Regions from separate parts of the Homo sapiens genome. Here region 1 is linked to region 2. Evidence: chromatin loops called from intact Hi-C (ENCODE). Cell type or tissue: natural killer cell. All regions are shown on one strand.

What was found. A loop is a pair of places that touch in the nucleus more often than their neighbours do. Peaks named below come from ENCODE experiments on the same cell type or tissue, not always from the same donor. Only the 100,000 strongest peaks of a DNase experiment are listed, where the experiment ranks them.
Region 1: it touches region 2 in a loop (4-fold over the local background); 2 of 110 quality-filtered maps call a loop at or near these places.

What each region holds. Positions count from the first base shown.
Region 1 is chr15:38,574,561-38,579,560 of GRCh38, reverse strand. No RefSeq gene overlaps it. Among named protein-coding and RNA genes, the nearest start is that of RASGRP1, 12 kb to the right of the region's middle. In natural killer cell, no CTCF peak of the experiment used is centred here; DNase peaks (open chromatin) are centred at 770 and 2,520; H3K27ac peaks cover 2,093 bases.
Region 2 is chr15:39,622,383-39,627,382 of GRCh38, reverse strand. All of the region lies in intron 10 of FSIP1 (fibrous sheath interacting protein 1), which reads left to right. Among named protein-coding and RNA genes, the nearest start is that of THBS1-IT1, 39 kb to the right of the region's middle. RefSeq lists an enhancer at 3,518-3,607. In natural killer cell, no CTCF peak of the experiment used is centred here; DNase peaks (open chromatin) are centred at 2,392 and 3,612; H3K4me3 peaks cover 432 bases; H3K27ac peaks cover 5,000 bases.

The sequences.
Region 1 (5,000 bases), 1.0 Mb after region 2:
ATATGACAATGGATACATAATAATGAATCCAGTCTGGGTTATAGTCATCCTTATGCCAACACAATCACAATATGTATTAGGAGTTTTTTTCTTTTTTTCTTTTCTTTTTTTTTTTTTTTTTTTTTTTTGAGATAGGCTCTTGCTCTGTCACCCAGGCTGAAGTGCAGTGGCTTGATTTCAGCTCACTGCAGCCTTGACTTCCCAAGATCAGATGATTCTCCCATCTTAGTCTCCTGAGTAGCTGGGACCATAGGCGTGCACCAAAAATGCCCAGCTAATTTTTTTTTTTTAATTTATTGTAGAGATGGAGTTTTGCCATGTTGCTCAGGCTGGTCTTGAACTCCTGGGCTCAAGCAGTCCTCCCACCTCAGCCTCCCAAAGTGCTGGGATTACAGGTATGAACCACTGCCTGGCCAAAATATATTGTTAAATATATTTTTATGGAAGAAGGGGTGCATGCATGTAAAAATGTGGCTCTGCCACTCCTGCTGAGTTTGGAGAGGTCATCATAGAAGGCCTGAAGCAAACTCGCCCACCTCCCACCTCTACCTGCCACCCTCACCCCCTACTCTAGCCATTTACTTCCTCTGGCTGGTACAGGGCAAAAGTCACAGTGACTTTGATTTTTAAAAAGGACTTTTTTTTAAACCACCACCAACATTGATTATATATAACTTGTTTATTTCACACATACATCATAAATCTAACCCAGATTTCTTCACACCCCCAGTCCAAACACAAACTATTGACGTCAAAGCAACTGACACTACAGTAGGATTGTACCTGCCTGGGCCAAATTAAGATCCAGCATGAGGTAGCCCTCCGCTGGAGGCAAAGCCTGACTTTTAGGGCACTTGAAAATCACACATAAGTGTGCACTGATTACATTTATTGTAATATATGGCAATGCTTTTCACTGATTATTTAAGATCGATAAAGCTGAATATGTGGCTGACTACCTAGTCAAGAGTTAAATCTCAGCCACACTTGTGAAGCCATAATGCAGACTTCTCCAGCTGCACACTTTGTTAAGAGTCAAGTATTTTCCATTTGATGCAAGATGCAGAAAAAAAATACAAAAAAAGCAGTGTTTTACAGTAAATTTCGGCTATCCTTAGGCTGTGTACTGAGAGATTATTTTGACCAAAAGTGTGAATCAGTTGCAAATTAGACAGATGCAGACCAATCTTGATCCATACTTGCAGCAAATGTAAGCTTTCAGCTTTGTTTTTCAATCAATGCATTTCTAATTTTCATGATGTTCTCCTGTGTGAGACTTGATGACTTGTGAAATACAAACTCTATATTCACAGAGAACATGGTTATCCTCGGGGTTGAACTGAGACAATCTCACTTCCCAATTCCAAAGCCAGAGAGCACAAAAGAGATGAACATAGAAGATAAATTATTTTATCCCATGTTATACTTCCATGGGAAGTATGGGGAGACGGCTTTCTCCCTATGAGAGTTTCACTCCTTATTCTCATGACAAAGAATCAAGCTGAAAAAAATATGCTTAAGCCCTGTGTGGGATGAGGAAGATTGTGCTTTGGCAGAGAGGTAGTGGGAAAACTGAAAATCAAGAAGCAAAATGCTTGTAATCTGTGTATGAAGTGGACTACTTTAGGACACCTTAAATATGGGTAAAGTATGACCCCTTTTGAGGGAGAAAAAAAATTTTGCAGCCTTTAAGGATGCATCTGCAGATGATCGCAGTTTGAGAAACACCCACCCACATTGATTTGCAATGATTTTCTCCACTGCTCACATGCAAGTTTATCTATTAATACTCAGGAGTTTTCATTTCAATACTACGCTTATCACAGTAATTTTAAAAATGCATATTAAATTAAACAGTTTTGTACTCAGAAAACCACATCCTTTGGCTGGTCCTGGCAATTTGAATCTTTCTATGAACGCTTTTTTCCAGCTTTTACCCTTGTATCTTCGTAGGTGTTAAATTATTAAGTAGCGTTAATGCAGTAAGGTGCTGGGTATACAATAGGAGTCTTAAAAATAGTGGTTGCATTACGAAACTGGTTTTAGCATTTAAATTATTGCTCTTCGGATTGCAATGCCAGGCTTTTGAAAGAGGCCCAGTGCTGAATTTTAATTAACTCAGCCTTCTTCTCAGCAGCCTTCATCTCAAGCACCCAAAGGCAAACTTGGCAGTGGTGTTAATTTAATCACATCCAAAGTGGAGCGAGGGATTTAAGTAACTCACGGGGGACTCTTCAAGGTGTGAAACCTCTCGGACTCTGTGAAGGCAAAAAGATTAAGTCAGACTTGAAACTTTACTTACACCTTGGCAGGTGGGGAGGAGACAGAATCAGAGAATAAGCTCCTGAGTGTTGTAGTTCAGCAAAGCGTTCTACTCTTCCTTACCTCTGCATATTCCTCTTCTCTAAAACACCTCCTCCTCTTTTGCCTCACTTGTGTTCAGCTCACTATTTATCTCACTCTACTTGTTAGCCTAGGCCTCATTTCCTCTGAGAGGTTAGCACTTCATCAGCCAAGATATTGGGTAGGTGCCCCTTGGATGTCATGGTGTAGCACTTATTAGGTAACCGAAACATTCACTGTTGTAGGCCCACAGCCTGGCACAGAAGAAGCACTCAAAACCCTAATGTGTCTTCAGTGCCTCTGCATGCAAGCTGTAGGTCATGGCATATAATCATCGCAAAGTTCTATTAGGTAGGTGTTGTTTGTACCCAATTTTACAAACAGGCTTAGAAAAGTTATTGACTGCTTAGAGTCACATTACTAAGAAGCATTAGGGCTGAGAGTTCAACTCAATCTAACTCCAAAGGTCACACATTTAACCACCATGCCATTCTGCCACCCAAACATTTGCAAAAAAAAAGATATTGTTTGATGAAGTTGAACAAAGTAGATTCACCAGCAAATTACCTTTGCTCCTGCAACTTACCTTTGCTGGCCTCACTCTCTGTTTTTGTAAACCTATTCAGGCCATAATCAGAAAGCAATAAGTTCTATGCCAGAATGAGTCAAAATAGCATTTATTTATTGAATAGGTACATGCAAATAATACAAAATAAAAGTTTCAAAAGGAGGGACAATGAAAAGTAAGAGTCCCCTGACTCAGAGCCACTGAGTTCCCTTTTCCAGAAGTAATCATCAAGATCTGTTGTTATCATGGGAGATAGACAGAGATCTGTATTTTGTAAACTGTGATCCCAACCCAGTAATGGATGGATTTAGTGGGTTCTGACCAGCGTATTTTTTAAAGTCATAATAGAAAAAGAAACAAATGTGAAGGATGAGAATGAAGCACATGTAGTAAGGGTAAATGTTGTTCGTGTATCTTGTGTTTCAGTTTTACACGTAGCATAAATGTACACCTGATGGTAACAGAGTATAAAATGGCTCCCTTACTGTGAAGCAATGTTTGAAGTAGTTTGAAAGCCACAGACCTGCCAGACCCTTACAGCTTAACATTATGGAGGTCACCTGTACCAAGAACCTTCCATCCCTGCTGCTCATTAGCCTGAGTGACCCCATTAAAACAGAAGTCAGATTCCATCCCTCCTCTGCGCAAACCCTTTCAAGAACTCTCCTCTTACCAGGAGTAAAAGCCATGAGACAACATGTATTTCAATTTGTTTGTTGTGTTAGCATCCTTAAAAAAACACCAACATGAAATTTGATCATATTTAGAGAGACTATTTAGGCCAATCTGACTGAAAATGTGGGTTTTGTGATCCATATAAAAGACTTTGGGGGGCTCTGGAAAGGGCCTTTGAAGAGACAGGCAGCACCCTTCACAGCAGCTGAAAACAAAATGGATTATTATATTTAGGGCCTAATTTGTGATGATGTGGTTTAAAATACAATTTGCATGACATTTATAAAATTTCCTTTGAAGAATCCTGGGGGTGCCTCAGGGAGACGGAGCACTCTCCAGAGCAGCAGACCTGTGGGACAGACAGAACCCCAGAGGGATGCACTGCCCATTCCAGAATATGCCCAGGACCAAGCACGAAGCAGAAGTCTAACCACCAGCCCCGTCCAAAAGGGCACAGGGGCACAAGGAGCCACTTCTCATGTGGGCAGTTCCTCACAGGCTTGGACTAAGGTGAGCAGCAGTGGGGATTTATCATATTTAATCTACTGCTGAATGGGACAGCCAAAAACATTGAGGCCAACTCTCCCCATCAGAAGCAGGAGCAGCACTCATCAGGACAGTAGAGGATGGTACCATATCCCCTCCCTCCTTTTCCCTCTCCCTGTCTCTTCACTCTCTGGAGCTGTGTGCTCCTTATCGCAGTGGTTTTGTCCTCACAGGTCCATGTGGAGGCTTCAACTAGGGCATCTCATGGTGGCCCCAAGAGATTAGGGGTAGCAGCTCCTGGAAATCAGGGTGTGAAACCATGGCATATTTATTTATTTGTTGACTTGGCTACTGTCCTCTAGACATGTGAGCTCATGTGAACAAGGATCCTGCCTGTATGGTTCTCTACCAGATTCTCAAGGCATCCAGGAAATATATCTTAAATGGATGAATCAGTGCTAGGCAATGGACCGGAGACCACGGTAGTCAATAGGTTCTCCAAGCACAACCAATCATGAAGCAGATGCAGATAGGTGGGTGTGCACCCCTCTGCACCTGGAGGCAGCCCTGCATATGCCTTCTAGGGTGAGCCACTGGTTCCGATGTGTGTGGTGTAGCTCCCTTTGTGTGTGCTTACCTGGTGAAAATAGATGGGCAGCAGAAGGAAGCACACAAGCAAAAGTACTGGGGCTACAAAGGGTGCAGTGAACATCAATTTCTATAAGTGACCAAGGTGCACTCTAAGAGGTCAGGTGCTTGGGAGGGCATGGCTGGAGAGGTAAGATCCAGTCATGCAGGTACATGATGTTAAAAAGTTTGCACTTTATTCTGTAGGCAATTGGAGACTCCTAGGCAGTTTAGAAGCAAAAGAATTATGTGACCATGTACATGAAAGAAGCAACATGAAAGAAGAATCAGAGAAAAGGAG
Region 2 (5,000 bases):
GCAATAGACAAGAAATCCTGGGAAGGAGCCAAGAGGGGCTTGCTGTACCCATGGGTGACTTGAGGGGCCATGGCAGTGGCATCAGAAGTGACATCCAGGTCTACACCTGTGAGAGCAGCACAGGCCATGTTAGATCTGCTCAGCCTGGCAGCAGGCAAGTGCTCAGCCCGGCAGCAGGCAAGTGCACAGGTCTGGATGATGGGTAATCTGAATCCAGTCACGTTGAGCAGTGTAATGTCAGTGCAGCCTGGCCGTTTGACTTGTGTATGCTGCTGGGAAACTTCTTGGGCATGTAAGGAAATACTCAGTTTTCTTTTCCAGTTCCCAGGGTTGAGCATCTTTTTGAGGGGTCTCTCTTATATGGGTGGGGCCTAGCTGAGTGTTCTCTGTGATTGGGGTGAGGGGGGAAGGGTCCAGATAGTGCTACACTAGTGAGATGCTTCTCACAATAAGAGGCAGAGGAGCTGCTGGTGATCGTGGCACTGATCAAGTATTAAGGGCTCATGTCTCTGGAAAGCAGAAGTCCTGGTACCTGAAGCCTTGTCTAACTGTATTCATCCATTTTCACACTGCTGTAAAAATACTACGTAATTTATAAAGAAAAGAGGTTTAATTGACTCCCAGTTCCGAATGGCTGGGGAGGCCTTAGGAAACTTAGGATCATGGCGGAAGGCAGAGGCACATCTTACATGGCAGCAGGCAAGAGAGAGAGCACACGGGGGAAACTGTCACTTTTAAAACCATCAGATCTTGTGAGAACTTTCTCACTATCACAAGAACAGCATGGGGGAAACCACCCCTGTGTTCCAATCACCTCCCACTAGATCCCTCCCTCAGCACATGAGGATTACAATTTGAGATAAGATTTGGGTGGGGACACAGAGCCAAACCATATCGCTGACCTACGGGCAGACTGTGCAAGGCCAGGTACTACCTTCCAGGCCATGCCACATCTCCACCTTCTTTCAGCACCAGTACAAGGTGGAGGGTTTTGGATACACTCCCCTGACCTGGCCTTAAATGAACCCCTGTTTGGGAAGATCCTTTACAGACACAGCACCTCCATCTTCAGGCCAGCTCAACACAGAAGACACATGTTGAAGATCCCAGAGACAGAGTTCTGAGGATACCTTCTCTTCAATTGTGAAGTTTAGATGATATCAAGCAAAGTATTTAAAGTTCTAGAGACTCCTGTGGGCATACATAAGTTCTTTAGGTTTCATTTATACCAGATTTCTCCAATGTGACTCATCTATCAGCTGATTTCCTGCAAGAGGGTGAGGTTTAATCTGGATCCATTGGAGGTTAAGGTATTTAAATAGCTAATGGCCTCCTTGACTACTGACCCCATCACAACCTTCCTTGACCCAACTTATCTCTACACAGTAAAAATAGGCATCATCAAACTGAGAGTACAGAAGGCCTTCACCCATGCAAATGATACTCATAACTAATAATAGCCAATAAACAGTCTTGCCAAGCAGTGGGAGCTAGCTGCTCTAAAGTAACAAACTGGATCTACTTCCCGGAGTAGGGGGTGGAGTAGGTTCCAGTTCCCTCGGAGCATGAGAACTACTCAATCAGGGGCCCCTTTTTAGGCTCTTTATGCAAATCTGTGCACCTCATCTCCTGGCCAGGCTTTTTTAGCTGGGAGTTTGGGGCAGAGGTGCCAGGCCCCCTCCAGCTGTAGAGCTGGGCCCCAGACTTGTTTCGGGAAAGGAAGTGATAGACATGTGATAACAGGGCCATTCCGGCGACTTGCTCAGAACAAAGGGCATCTGATCCAAGTGGACTTGCTGTCTCTACTGCTAGAAAACAGCTACTGTTGGCAATCCTCAAATGGTAATTGTCCCACAAAATGAAAACATAAGAGTCCATTTTCACCAGTCACCCTGTTAGAAAGCAAAGTCACCCTGTTAGAAAGCACAGTCTGGCTCTCCTGCCGAGCACCTCCACACTTTTCTGCTTATGTCCCCGGCAAGCCATGTTTCTAGCCCTTTTTCAAATAGTAGGACTTGAGAATCCTACCTCCTGCTTCTAGCTCCCTCGATCCATGCTCATCCCTAACTTACACACTGGGGTCCCGCTGGCAGCCCACCTCTCTCATTCTGGTACATAGAAACAGAAAGCTTGGATCCTTGAAGCCATGGAGCCAGCCCGGGCACCTGGGCCACGGGAGACGAGCCATCACAGAATGCCCAGGGCCACAGCAGCCTCTCACCAGGCAAACCCATAAGGCAAGCCCTGCCTCACCCGGCTGTTTGGGGAAGATGGGTAGCCTAGGCATGGGTGGGGTCTGATTCTGCACGGTGACTTTGCCATGCCAGGCCCCACATAAAAAGGGCTTCCCACACCACCACAACGTTCATGACCTCGCTTCAGAGCTGTTTGCCGTGACCTACTTCACACTCAGTATTATTCTGTCCACTGAGCCTCCTGGCTGCTGACCTGGGAGCTGACTCACTTTCCTGTTTACAGCCTTGCCTCAACCCTCACTCTTGATGGTGGTTTACATAGTTTCTCTGGCAATGATATTTGCTTCCTTTTTGACTAGAGTTCAGATTCTCTTCTGGCCAGACAGCCTCTGACTATTCTGGTGAAAAATATGCCAGATTGTCCCTGGCCCCCAGGACCCTTTGTCCTTGGTTTGGCTTCTTAAGAGCAGTCTACCTGCCGGACTTGCCTTTATATGATTGGGGTAGCCTCAGTGTAAGAGAGGAAGGTGGGAGAATGGAAAAGGGAGGGAAGGAGCTAGGAGAGGAAGGAAGAACAAGCCCTTTTCTCCTATGAATCCTTAGCGCCATTGATACAGACATTAAAATGAACACCAATTATTTTTCCCCCTTGATTTTTAGATGTGTTTAATCCAAAAGAGCTATAGCAAGTGATGTGAGCCTATTGTGAGCATTCAGACTCGATAGTGCTGTTCTGTAGCCTAACTGGAGTGCCTTTATTTTTCTATGCACAGGTAGGTATTTTCTGACAACTAGTTCTACATTTATATCTCAAATAACTCTTCAGTGAGTACCCAGATTTAATGAGATCAGTGAAGTTTGGAAACACTTCCATCATTAATCTTGTAGTTGACTATAGAACTAAATTAAGTGGCAGGTTCCTTCTGATGGTTACGTACTTCATAGTAATTATAGTTCAAAAATATGATATTTTTGAATCCCTGTTCTGTTGATACCTTCTTGTTTGGGAAATCACCTTACCCACAGCCCTGCCAAAACCTTGGGCTTGGATGGTTGTGTTTCTACCATGTGACCCTCAGTTCAGATGTTTGGACCAGTGGTGGACACTTGAACCTGACACAGGCAGTCCATCAACCTGGCCAGTGACCAACCAGGTTATCTTGCTTGAAAATTTAAGCAAAAGAATATAGAGAGCTAAAGGACATAGTCAGTTGTTGGTGGGTGTGATACTCTTACAGAGTCAGTTCATGCTACATAGGCAAGCTGAGGTTGTGAGAAAGCAGAAACCATCAATAAGCAGAGAAAGCTGGTTTGCAGAGAAGAGGATGCATCAGGCAGGCAGTGAGTGAAGAGATGACATGGACCCAGAAAGACAGATGGGGCACATGACTGGTGCCTGGTGGTTTCTCAGCTCTAGACTCTGAAAGGCCAGTCTATACTCTTATTTCCTGCTTGTCGTTGTCCATGAAATGACTTCTTTGATCTTACAGCAAACCTCAACCCTACCACCTCTTTTTTTGACATAAGGGTTTCTGTTCCTTATAGCCAAAAAACCTTGACTAAAATAGACTACTACGGAGGTGTTGCCAGTAGTGGTTGCAATAGAGAGCTATAAACTTATATCTTCGTCATTAAGCAAACGGTGGAATGTTTTTTAGTTGCTTATTTGGAAGTAGAACTAGGTGTCATTAAAATCTGTGTACATCCATATTCTCCTTGTTAATCATTTAGAACATTCTAGCTTTCCACCCTTTTCTCACTTGTGATAATGGTATTGGTTTCATAGGGTGGGTCTTTAGGAGTGCTGTTTGGGGGAAATAAAAAACACCCGAAGTAAGCTTACATCAAAGGACAAGATTGCTTCTGCTGGTTTATAATGGGTAGACTTTCTGATTATCTGCACCAGGGACATAATCTTGATTGCCTTGTCAAGAAATCCATTGCCCAATTAACTGGAGATTTTTATGGCTGGAGAAACTCCGGATATATAGCATAGGAGGTGGGGCAGGGATGAGAGTGAGGTAATCCACAGTCTGTGTTCCATCTCCAGCAATTACAAGTTGCATTCCTCATCAAATTTAGCTTCTACATCAAACTGGCATTTATCTGGGTGGAGATGTGTAAACAGTGGGTATCCTGGGAATGGAGCTGTGGCTGGGTTTTTTTTTTTAATGAGCTAAAAGAGAGGGCACTATATATGTTTGCATAAAACATACACTGTGTACATTTGCATAAAACGTACACACAAAAGCCAATCTGGGCAATAAAGTCCCAAGTTAAGTAAACTGTTCTGCGGGGAGAGTTTCTGTATCTGATAGAATGGACAGAAAAATGAGCAGCAGTTGGGAAAAGGACACTTGGAGGGTGGTAGAGGGAGAACTCATTTACAGCGAGTGGCAGTGTAGCCATGTGGCTAGACACTTAGGTTCTGGACCCAGACTACCTGGATTCAAATTTCAAGTCCACGGTTTAGAAGCTATATGACCTTGGAGAGGTTACTTCATTTCTTAGTGCTTCAGTTTCTTCATCTGCAAAGTGGAAATAACAATAGTTTCTACCTAATAGGTTTATTGCAAAATTAAAGGAATCAATACATGTATTATGCCTAGAGCAGAGTCTAGTCTGCTTAGTGAATGCTACCTATTTATTATTATTCTGTAAGACATAACCTAGTGTGCCAACCAGATGCAAGATGCAGCAGAACTAAAACTGCATGTGTATTCTATTCTTTTCCTGATGAAAAATCCAATAGATTTACTCTTTTACTATGAAATGTGTGTGTATTGGCTGAAACGAGAAAGAAGA